Regions from separate parts of the Homo sapiens genome. Here region 2 is linked to region 1. Evidence: chromatin contacts called from ENCODE Hi-C or POLR2A ChIA-PET data. All regions are on one chromosome and are shown on one strand. The core of a region is the stretch at or near the end of the contact, and the rest is flanking DNA. Distances in the headings are between cores, read along the strand shown.

Evidence for each region. Hi-C counts contacts between places; a loop is a spot of excess contacts on that map. ChIA-PET counts read pairs that join two places held with the same protein, here RNA polymerase II (POLR2A). Pooled maps may share reads with other maps.
Region 2: a loop to region 1 is called in a map of heart left ventricle, with 2.2 times the contacts of the local background. The contact joins the promoter of THSD4-AS1 here to the enhancer-like site in region 1. A Hi-C loop is called at or near these places in 3 of 168 maps with a recorded cell type or tissue (Right ventricle myocardium inferior and heart left ventricle), 1 of 37 single-sample maps with no recorded cell type and 2 of 50 pooled maps. POLR2A ChIA-PET finds 5 or more read pairs at or near these places in 1 of 52 experiments (A673).

What each region holds. Positions count from the first base shown.
Region 1 is chr15:71,148,666-71,154,770 of GRCh38, reverse strand. The region is part of intron 2 of THSD4 (thrombospondin type 1 domain containing 4); the gene reads right to left. Among named protein-coding and RNA genes, the nearest start is that of CT62, 36 kb to the right of the region's middle. RefSeq lists enhancers at 178-679, 1-754. Within about 2 kb of position 4,655, at least 9 of the 41 ENCODE cell types and tissues checked have a DNase peak (open chromatin) inside an H3K27ac peak, as active enhancers do.
Region 2 is chr15:71,184,090-71,190,351 of GRCh38, reverse strand. It overlaps THSD4-AS1 (THSD4 antisense RNA 1), which reads left to right and starts at 1,293. Exons shown (of 3, transcript NR_120351.1): 1 at 1,293-1,536; 2 at 4,846-4,927. All of the region lies in intron 3 of THSD4 (thrombospondin type 1 domain containing 4), which reads right to left.

The DNA.
Region 1 (6,105 bases), core at 3,406-5,905:
GGGGGGGAACAGCCCAACCCAGGCCCTGGGATGTGACCCAGTGAAGACACAAAGTGTTGGCCCCAAAGGAGGGAGGCAGCATGGTGCTGTGGCAAGGCATGGCATGGGGCAGATGTGGGATCACATCCCAGCCTTCCTGCTTACCCGCAGGGGTTCTAGATCAGAGCTTTAACCTCTCTAAGTCTCAGTCTCCTCCCCTGAAAAACGGGGATGACAACGGGAACTGGCTTAGAGGTTTAGGGGAGAACTGAGTAAGAGGATGCACCGTGCCTGGCAGAGGGAGTGCTAGTGTAGCCCACATGCGGTCCTTCACGGGTGGTAAGGTCAGGGAAAAGCATGGGCTTTGAGCCTGCCAGGGAAGTTCCTCTCCTTACAGCTCATGCTTTCCTGGGAACCATTCCTCTGCCTCTTTCCAGCCTTTTGATGTCACATATGTTCTCCATGGGTGGGATTAGCTGTGCTAAGCCTCACTGTCACCAGCCCTGATTAGAGAATGTCATCAAATAAAGAGGAGGTGGGGAAATAGGAGCCGGCTGAGACAGCAGGGTGTGCTGGAGAGGGCATGGAGCCAGGCTAGAATCGCAGCTCCATCATTCCCATCTGGGTGATCCTGGGTCACATTTCCACGTTAGCATTTCCATGCCTCAAACATTCTCACCTTCTGTGAGGATCACTGAATATGACAGAGGTAAAACACCTGGCATGGTTAGTAAGTTAAGAAGGTGAGGGAAGGAGTAGAGCTGACCAGGAAACCTGGAATGCAGCTCCTCTGAGTCAGAGGAAAACCTAGATCTTTCACTCCCTCTCCTGCCCCAAGTCCCGCTGAATGTGATTGGAAATGTAACCTCGGACCAAAGGTGAGACAAGTATTGTCAATTAATTTAAATGCCCAAAGTCTCATGATTTCAAATCATCAATGTCATTATTTTAAGCATCCCTGCAATAAGGCCACTACATCTTTTGACCATTTGTCAAATCGTATTTAACCTAAGTTAAATAATATAGTGGTTCCCAACCTTTTTGAGGCTTCCAACACAACTGAGAGATGTGAAACACTGCCCCGAACCAAGAAAAACCATCACGTCAGGGTGGAGATGAGGAAAACCTGCCCGAAGCCGGGGGTTAGGTCTTGTGGAGTTAGATAAAGCTTCCACCATTTCTAAGAATCCAAAATTCCACCCCAGCTCCTGTTTTGTATGTAAGTGACCCAGGAGATCACACAGAACAGACATGGACAGACTGGCTAGAGACTGTGCAATGTGGTGAGAAGCAGGGAAGATGGTCTCTGTAATATGGTGTTGCAGGCATCCTTCTTGCTGTTGTCATGGAGTTGCAGCTGAGGATCCAGAGCTGAGAACATGGATACTAAGTATGCACACATTCCAAAGAGAGGGGCTGCCCTGTCTGTTCAGAAACTACAAAGCGGGTGCGCGCCATCCCTCACTCACCTCCCACCTGTATGCACAAGGAGGCTGGAGGATGGAGTTTGCTAGGTGTGAATTTCCCTGAAGATGGATGTAGGAGTGCTGCATACAGCCCCTCCACTCCCCTATGGGGAAGGAAAAGTAGGAACTCTCCCCCAAGCCAAGCAAGAGGGACAACATTCAGAGCTTGATCCGGATGCCCTGGTATCTGGGGGTACAAGGATTGGTGCCTGATTCTCCTCTGAAAAACATCTAAAGGCCAAACCCTAGCTGGAGTATCCAGGAGGGAAGACTGGAGAGAGGGCTAGGGTGGGAACAGTCTGTATTTTTAGAGCCTGGAGGGGCAGGAGATGTTATGTTTTAGCACCATGGAAAGACATGGAACTTAGGTTATCTGGAAAGGACTCCACCAAAGATTTTCACCAGAATGAGGTGACCCCCCTCCTAGAAAGTAAATGTACAGCTTATACCCATGGAGTACGGGAGCTGGGGGTGCGGAGGTGGATCTTAAGGAGTCAGCCAGATTTGCACAGCCTGCACCAGGGCATGGCGCAGCAGGAGAGCCCAGTGAGGGGGAAATTCTCCAAAGTGCCCTGAGAGAGGAGAATCTGGAACTTGGACATCTGCCAACCAAGGACAGCAGCACCAGATTACAAGGAACACCAGTCCCGCTGGGAACGTCTTTGCCAGTTACCTCTCCTCTCCTCTGCTTCACCCTGGAGGAATTCACAATGGCAGTGAGTGGGCCGGGCAGGGAACTAGGAGTGTGAAGGAACCAACCAAGCCGCCTCTTCCCTACTACAGGGGTCTGAGGCTACAACAGGCCCAGCTTAGAGGAGAAAAGAAGCTTTTAACTGGATGAGAGATCAAAATGTTTACATCTGACTAGACTTTCCTTTTGTTGATTTTTATTTTTTTTTTTTTGGAGACAGAGTCTCGTTCTGTCTCCCAGGCTGGAGTGCAGTGGCTTGATCTCGGCTCACTGCAATCTCTGCCTCCCGGGCTCAAGTGATTCTCTTGCCTCAGCCTCCCCAGTAGCTGGAATTACAGGCAGCACTACCATGCCTGGCTAATTTTTATATTTTTAGTGGAGATGGGGTTTCACCATGTTGGCCAGGCTGGTCTCAAACTCCTGACCTCAGGTGATCCGCCCACTTCAGCCTCCCAAAGTGCTGGGATTACAGGCATGAGCCACCATGCACAGCCTAGACTTTCCTTTTAATATACTGTATTTGTAACAACATTCTTCCAAACAAGGGGTGTATTCGGGACAATAATATGAAATTAGTGGGGAGAAGAATAAAAGAGTTGAATTATAACTTGCTGAGGATCTAGAGCAGCACTGTCCAATAGAGTTTTCTATGATGACGGAAACATTCTCTGTCGGTACTGTCCAGTGCAGATACACAGATCTGTGCTATTCAAGACACAGGAAGCTAATGGTACAGGTCTAGATGGTGATGCTACTGATGTCCTGGATAACTTCGAAAATGATTCACCTTCTCACTCCCATCACACACAACTTCCTTTGGACTTTTTAATACTTGAAAATGAGCCTGTTCATTACACACAGAATGTACTGGAAATATTGCCCAAGATGTCTTCCAGCAATAGGGCAGGAGAATTAGAGACAGCGGGTTCCCAGACAGTGGTGGCAAAAGGACAGTAATCTTCTAGCTGTATCCCTGCTGGATCCAATTTGACCTCTAAATCAAGAACATGTGCATCACAACTCACAAGTCCATGCTCCATGGTTGCATGACCTTGGGCAAATCACCGTCTCTCTGTGCCTCAGTTTCCTCATCTGTAAAATGGGAATTGTATAACCTGTCCTCCTACCTCAAATGAGTTAATGTGCTTTCTTGCACCCAGGCCTAAAAATGTGAATCATTTGTAACACATTCTGGCACTGCTTACTCATTTAAAAAGAAAACCAGATTGGTGTGGTTTTGTTAAAAAAAAAAAAAGCTGCAGCTCCATAAACATGTTACACCTCAGTGCCTCAAAGCTCTTGGCACACACAGTAGCCACATATTTGTAAGGAGCAGTTTTGGATAATCACTGATCTGAGATTGCACTTTCATAGCATTCAGGGGGACTTGGGGCAGGAAAGGGAGTGAGATCACATCTAGGTTTTCCTCTGACTCCGAGGAACTGCATTCCAGGTTGCCTGGTCAATTCTACTCGTTCCCTCACTTCTTAAGGTCTCTGCCCAGAGGATCTTGTCTTCACAGGGCTTCCTTGACCCTACAAAAAACAGTGGTCCCTCTCCCAGCCCAGCCCTTTTCTCCATAGCATTTACCGTCTCACATACTATGTCTTTATTTAAATTTCTCTCTCTATCCAATGGAATGTAAGCTCCATGAGATCAGGGAGTTTGTTTTGTCACTACTTTATTCCCCAGCACCTAGCACAGTGGCTGCTATATAGTAGGAGCTTAATTCACTGAATTAAAGAATGATGCTTCACCATCTTGGTGACCCCTGAAATTTCAAGATTAAGTGAAAATACTGTGAATTAACATATTTGAAAATGTCCAAAGCCACTTCGGGAGCTTTTAAAATTTTCTTTTATGAGGGATTTATAAAAATCAGTTCTGCTTTTGAATTTCTATGTTACCCCTCTCCAAAAAACCATCCTTAGAAGATCACAAGATATGGCAGCAAAATGTTTGCTGGTGCCTCTTGTTACAAAAGTGCAACACAAATTACATTTAGATGTTCAAATGCTTCTTCTCTTCATTTACTGGGCCCTATTGAAGCTAAAATGCATAGGGGTACCCAACAAAATTCATTCTGGAGTAAACTCTGAGATATTAAATGGTCTCTGCTCTGAATGGAATAGAATAAATTCCCCCAGAGGGGCAATTATTCTTTGGGCTACAATAACAGCAGGCACAGCAATATATAACCCCAGGGGCCAGAGGAAACTCTGCCAAGGGCTGAAAGTTTCCCACCCCTGCTCAGCACACTCTGTTTTAGGATACCTCACCCTGCTTGCGCATACTTAGCTAATTGGTATCTGTAGCTGTGCCCACCTCTTTTCAAAACACCAACAATCTAGCCCAAATCCTTGTTCCTCCTGACCCAATTCAAAATTAATGTTTGGAGAATGAGAGAGCATGCATGTGTCTCTGTGTGTGCAACTCGTGTGTTATTTCACTTTGATAGTTTGCTTTGGCAAACCGCTCCCAGCTTGCAACGTTTTGACAGATTGAAGGCTACCAGGGCCTTTGGCAAACAAATCCCACACTCCTTTCCAAGTGGCGTGGGGGAAGCTACATTCCTACCAAGACTTTCCGATTCACCTTGCAGTTGAAATAACCTAACATTTCACACCAAACAAAAAAAAAAAGTTATGCCATCTACCCAGTGCTGTTCTAGGTTTTAAACACTCCATCATTTCATTTCCCCATGTAGAAAATAATGCTCATTGAAATTTGGTACAAGATTTACATCATGGAACTGGAGCTCTGGGCTTCTGTATTTGCCTTGGCCAATCCCACTCTCCACCCCCGCTACCATCTCAGCTGCAGTGAGGGTGGATACTGTCACAGCCCCTGTGTACCTCAAATTACCTCAATGAACTCAACACCACTTGGGCATATCAAGTAACAAAACAAGGAAAACAAGAAAAAAAAACTACTTCCTTTCTTCCTCAGTTAATACAACCCAAGAGATATTTTGGGAGCAACCAGATCACTAATAAAATTATATCGACCTTAGCAAAAGAGAGCCAAAATCTTAGCATTGAAGTGAAATCCTGCCTAGTGCACTCTGGAGATAACAAATGTTTGCTGGCCAGGCACAGTGGCTCACATCTGTAATCCCAGCACTTTGGGAGGCCGAGGCAGGCGGATCACTTGAGGTCACAAGTTCGAGACCAGCCTGGTCTCGAACACAGTGAAACCCCGTCTCTACTAAAAATACAAAAATTAGCTGGGCGTGGTGGTGTGTGCCTGTAATCCCAGCTACTCGTGAGGCTGAGGCAGGAGAATCGCTTGAACCCAGGAGGTGGAGTTTGCAGTGAGCCGTGATCACGCCATTGCCCTCCAGCCTGGGCAACACAGCGAGACTCCATCTCAAAAAAACAAAAATGTTTGCTAAGCATGCATTTCACTATGCTCAGCTCAGCCCTCTGCCTTCTTCTGACAACAGTTAAGTGCCTGTAGTCCCAGCTACTCAGGAGGCTGAGGCAAGAGAATGGCATGAACCCAGGAGGCGGAGCTTGCAGTGAGCTGAGATCGCACCACTGCACTCCAGCCTGGGTGATAGAGCAAGACTCCGTCTCAAAAAAAAAAAAAAAAAGTAAAGGCAGCAAGGAAGGGGGATGGGTTACCAATGACATTAGCCAACAAAGAGCTGATGGCTACCATTGATCTCAGCACTCACAAGTAGTACTTCATAACCATCCTATCAGACACTTTTATTATACCCATTTTGCAGGTGAGGAATTTGAGGCAAAGAGAGACTAAGTCATTTACCAAACAGCCACACATACCTACTAAGTGGCAAAGCCTGATTTCTAACACAGGCGGTCAGACCCTTGGCCTGGACTCTTAACCACTGTGCTGCGGGGCCTCATTAGGACACAACACATTTTTACAAAACAAGCATTTGCCATCTGATTACATCCACTTTCTTCCTCACTCTGTATGAGGTGGGGAAGCCTGGTGGCTTCA
Region 2 (6,262 bases), core at 44-2,543, 39 kb before region 1:
TGCAGCCAATGTCAAGAACCACTCCCCAGGGGGTTCCCTCTCATGAACAATTAAGGCACACGTTCCACAAACAAACAGAATTTTTCAATGACTGATTTTGGAAGTGTCGGTTAGAATGTCTAGCTTAGCAAACAATAAAAGGTTTGGCTTGTGAGCCAACACCATTTGATTGGTATGGGCAGGCTACAGAGAGATGAGAGGGACCTTGAGCCAGGACTCAGTTAAAAAGAGCACAGTGGTCAGTAAATGATGTCTACCCCAGGTTTCGAGGAAGGGGGGATGGCTCATATGTAGCCATCCCGGGTCTAGCTCTTCTAATCCTAGCATGCCCTCCACAAAATAGACTCAAACCATCTGAGCATGCAGAGTCCAGGAGCCTTCCACCCCAGCAGTGCGTGGGCGGGATGAGCATCAGCAGCCTCTCCCGCAGCAGTTCTGAGTATCCTCCTCAGAGTAGCAGTATGGAATGCAATGCTTAGGCCCACCAGAGGCCTCCTGCATCAGACACTCAAGGGGTGGAAGCCCAGAATCTGTGTTTTAACAATGGATACATACTGTGGTTGAAGAACTATTACTCTAGCGGACTTAAAAAAACAATGCACAGATTCTTAAGCTCCACCAGGAGCCACTAAAACAGAACATTTGGGGCACAGAGCCCAGAAACATGTATTTTTTTTTTTTTGAGACGGAGTCTTGCTCTGTCGCCCAGACTGGAGTGCAGTGGCGCGATCTCGGCTCACTGTAAGCTCCACCTCCCGGGTTCACGCCATTCTCCTGCCTCAGCCTCCCGAGTAGCTGGGACTGCAGGTGCCCGCCACTGCGCCTGGCTAATTTTTTGTATTTTTAGTAGAGACGGGGTTTCACTGTGTTAGCCAGGATGGTCTCGATCTCCTGACCTTGTGATCCACCTGCCTCGGCCTCCCAAAGTGCTGGGATTACAGGCGTGAGCCACCGCACCCAGCCAGAAACGTATTTTTTAAGCACCTGGTGCTGAAATGGTGCTAATGCACAGTCAGGCTTGAATACCACTGACCTAGTATTGCTCTCTGTTGGTTTCATTTCCTCAACAGCATTACTAGAAATAATCAAACTATTCATAGAGACCTGCTTGATGTAATTACCCTGGCAAGGTGCTCAACAATGCATATAGCTGGTCACCTCCAGCAGTTCTCCTACCCTCTCAGAAGCTTATTTTCTTCATCTGCAAAATGAAGATGCTCTGATCTCACGAGACTGGGTTGCTGTGGCAACCACGGAGTAAGAGCAGCTGGCTTAGGGTGTGTCCATATGTTGAGTACTCAATGATTCTAGTTGAAAGAAAGAAAAAAGGAAGGAAGAAAGGAGGAAGAGGCAGGCACAAGACAAAATGAATCTCTCCGCTGTGCACATGGAGCCTTAGCTCTGATTCCAGTTGAGCAAAATTATGAAGAAGATGATTCCCCATATGGATGACAGATAAACACCCTGTGGCGAGTCACTCACTCCCGAAAGGCCCTCTGAAGGATCGCGCATGTCCTGACTGCACAGCCTGCTCCTGTAAGTGTATCCTTTTGTTTTGTTCCTGTCAGAAATCATGCTACAATAATTATTTTAACTGATGTTAAAACAGCAAGCTCATGTCAACTCTTGGCTGGAGGCTTCTGGAAACCAAGACACCAGAACATCCATTTGCCTCACCCTGTCATGGGTGAAAATTTTTAATTTACCTAGGAAATCATGCAGGCCATGGGAGAGGGGCAGGCAGCATGGTGTGATGGTTTGGAGGCAGCTTCTGCAGGTCAGATCCTCTGTCTTCACTGGTGATGAGATGACCAGTCCTACGCCAGGACCAGTTGAATCCTCCTGTTCACCTTGGCTATTTCACACCAGTATCTCTATGGCTTCCTTCAGCCCCCAGGGTAAAGCACAAGTTCCTCACCTGCCTTTCAAGCCTTCCAGATCTGTCCCTCCCATCTCACAGCTCCTGCTCTCCTCTTCCCAGAGGAAGCTCCATCTAGGTGACCCTTTGAGAGTCATGGAATACACCCTTAACTCTCACGGCTCCCACACCTTCGCCAGCCTCTCTCCCCTTTTTTGAGTCATCATCATCCTTCGAAGCCAAGGCCAAGTCCTAGAATTAAATGAGCCTCCCCTATCACTCTCAGCCTCAATGGCTCCCTTCCTTCTGCAAACACCTAACTCCTCTACCTCCAATCTCTACCTTGTTTTGAAATTACCGTATTTACCTTCATCCTTTCCACCCCTTTTATCTTATGAACACTTGACAGACATGAGTAGGGCAACCTTGTAATTCATTGTCTAATCAGGATCACTTTTGAGAGTGAAAAGAGGCACTATTAATAATTGTATCAGGATAACAAGCATAAGCAATGATTGTCCCAGACAAAGCAGGATGTCTGGTTACCTTAAAATTAGTCCCGTCTTAAGTCTGTTTATATCCCTCTCAGCACCTGGGCCTTATAAACATGAGTTGATTCAGTGAAATGCTGGGAACCAAACTCGCTGTTGATGGAGGTTCAGGAAGATTAATCTGGCAGTGCTGTGTAGGGTAGATGAGAGCTAGAATAACAGCTCACAGTTATGAATAGAAATGAGTAAGTGACATGCTGCTTTTATTTCGTTCTCTATAGAAATGCAAATGCAGCTCAAGGGCTGATGTAAGGTAGAAACAAGCCTTGCATGAGAAATGCGGTTTGCATAGTTTAATACAATTTAATATCTACTCATGGTCAGCTACGCATCTGTCTCTAATTCCACAGCCACGGTCCTTTCAAAGTCACTGCCTTTGGATGTAAGTTTCTCAGAGAGAATGAGCCTTGTGTCCAATGCCTGGAAAGCAACAGCATTTGGCCACCAAGTTCCTCTTCATCCTCATCAAGCAGCTTTTCCTGTTTTGTTTTTAGCTCCAACCTTAGGACAATGGACAAGTCAATCAGTCCAGATTACCCTGCACCAGGGAAGAGAGGCACCTGACAGCTATACCCTTCACCAAGTCCACGGGGACAAAGGCACAAGAGTAATAGAAGCTGCAGGGAGAATGCAATTCTCATCAACCCTTGGGGTTGCCGCATTGTTTTTGCTCTGTTTTCCAGAAAGTCTTTAACGGAGGAGAAAGGGTGTGGAGGAAGGGAGGGCCTTGCCTATTAGCAGATATTTCAATGCAGTCATCACCCTCCCGCCATTCAATGTCAGGGATCAGCCCTTGCAAAGGAGCAGTCATTGGACAATGGGCACAATCAGGGCTCTGGGTTTTTCTGTCCTGCTGCACATTCGACCCGCCTTCCTCTGCTGAAAAGGCTGCTTTTCCACTAGGCATGCCCTATGTATGGAAAAAACTTCTACCTCTGGTTTGCTTTCGTTTGTACCCACCCACTGCAAACTAAAATTGCATGAAGCAGAGGCTAAGATGGTTTTCCTAGTACAACGAATATCTGCCAACTCTAAATAGAAAGACTTAGATCAATGATGACTAGTTAATTAAGCAAACTTGAGAAAGGGGACTATTCATTTATTCCTTACCTTTCACTGAGCAGTTTAGAGGCTTTCATTGGAAATATCATTAATCACCTGAAATGCCTTGCAATAATAACTGGTATCCCCATTTTACAGTTTATCATGTACTAGGCTCTGCGGTAGGTTCTGGGAATACAGACTTGAACCAGACATGCTTTCAGGCCATCTGCAGGACAAAGCAAATGTTACAGAAGTTAAGTGACTTGCTCAAGGCCCCTTGAAGTCCAGCTTGGAAGACTAAGAACTCAACATCCCTGTGGATCCTGCCAGCCCTGCCAGCTTTCCCAGAGACGCCCAGCTGTTGAGCTTAATCTCAGAGTCACTGGAACAACCACTTCAAGGTTGAATTCGTCACCCCAATCACATGGGAACATTATCTAATTAAGTGGCTCTGCCACTTGAGGGGCAAGGAGAGCTGAAGTCGGGTATTGGGAAACACAGGTTGCTCTTCCATGACAACAGGTCACACAGTTGAAATCCCAAAACCATGGGCAGGACCAGGTTGTGTAAATGAGGTTCAGCTGCCCTGGCTCCCACTGCCACCCTGGCACACAAAGGTCATCTCATCCATTTCCTCCATGTCTTTGTATTTGCTATTCCTCATCCCAGAATCATGGCCCCTTCCTTCTTCCCTGTGGATAATGCCTCTTTTCCCCCCATTGCATCTTACTTATTAATTACAAAATTGTCCCTGGATAATTCTTACTTTGCTTTTAAGATTCAGCTTAGAAATGTTGTCTTTGAGTCTCAATTTCTTCCTCTGTATAAAGGGGACAATAGTAGCTTCTACGACACAAAGTTGTTGCCAGGATTAAAAAATAGATAATGTGTAGAAAGCACAGTGCCCAACATACAGAAAGTGTTTAACAAACGTTGGTTGTCACTGTCATCATTGTCACTCTCCTCTGTGATCACAAACTCTGGCCAGACTTTAACCATTGCAGTGCACCTCCTGACTGCACTGCACTTGTTTATTCCTGTCTTCCCCATTAGGCTCCGGGCTCTTCCAGGGAGGGGTGGGTACATCACCAGCATATCTCCAGTGCCTGGCACACAGTAGGTGTTCAATAAACCTCCTGCATTATCTGAATCAACGAATAAATCCATACTAAACAATAAGCCCTCCTCCTGCGGGTCTGTATCTCTGTGACACGTCTTCCCTGTGAAAGGCACAGGAAGAAAATAAAGGAAGAGAACAGAATGTTCTCGATGCTACTCAGAAATATTCTCAAACAAAGATTCTACATAATTCATTTGTACTTTGACATTTTATGGCCTTCATTTTCTCTGAGTGCTTTCTACAGATATTGTTGTTATTTTTTTCACTCTAAGGACAATGCTCTCAAAGCCACGGTTGTAATAGAAATTGGAAAATCAAAGCAGATCCATGTGGCCTCAGCATAACGAAAACAAGGTAGGCCAAAGAGAAATCAGGTAATGCATGGATTTATGGTCCAAATCATAACCTGTTCACACAAACTACCAATGTCACAGGAGGAAAAAGACACCACACTTTCCAATGGCCAACATATTTTGAACAATATTCAATACAATAAAATTCCAGTAAAGGCCCTTTAAATTAGGTATAACTCTTTTTCCACCCTAAGATCTTTATATTTGGCTTATAAGGAATCCTGTATCTGGGATGGAGCTGAATGTGTACTAAAAGTGACCACTCTTTGCTTAGAGAATTAACAGTTTTAAAGAAGTTGGTCTTAGGAAATGTAGGTATTAGGAAACCTGGTGCCAGCAAGGTAAACTCTGTGGCCAATGGGCTTAGCTCAAAGGTTTTGATGCAATTTAAAAGGTCGGTTTACGCCTCAAAAGGAGACTTATCAGTTAGCAGAAGCTCAAGGTCAGCCTAAAGGCAGGGAAGAAATGGGTTTAGTGTTCAGCATAGGGAGAGCCAAAAAAAACCAAAGGGTTTGGGGAGCGGGTGGGTCTCAGTGACATTATTAACATGAAAACAAAACAAAACAACAAAACGAAACTACTTCCATCACATTTCAGGACAGCGTGAGGGTAACCTAATGATAGACAGTTGTATATGACCAGGATGGAATGTAGGAGCTTAAATCTAACTAGAGCAGAACAGGGGACAGTCCAAGGAGGAAGCTGCCACTTTCTAGAGACCAAGGGAGATGGTGCCATGTGAGCAGATGGGAGGATATGCATCACTGGGGTTCAGCTTTGCAGCCAGATGCCTGGGTTTAAATCCATGCTTCTACCTCTGGGTAGCAGTGGATTTAATGTCTCTAGGCTGAGGTCTCCTCATCTATGAAATTGAGACAAAAATATCTGCTTTAGATGGTAAACGTGAAAAGTTAACAGGCCAATCCTTATAAAGTGCTTAGCCCAGGGTCTGGGACATGGTGAGCATTCCATCAAAGTTAACCATCTGTGTAACTCTTAACAAGGGCACGGGGCATGGAGAACCTGGACCAAGGACCATGCTGTCCCATCTCACACAGCAAGATTTCCCAAGTGTGAGATTTTGGGACACCTGCTTCTTTTCCGTAGTGATAAGCAGTAAATTCCTTAAGCTACAAAGGCTGGGAGGCTTGTCTTCAAGGGTAGCCACAATCAGAAGTCTGAAGAAGGCTATGTGCTTTCTTCCTCTTTCCAGAGAATCCTGAGATTGAGAAGAGGGAGAATACTTTAAAGAGGAGCCCCTCCTACTACAGAAACCTCAGTGTAACAGCAGGAATGACCCTGTGCCTCCAAACATGTGGTTTAAGAGGCAGATCTA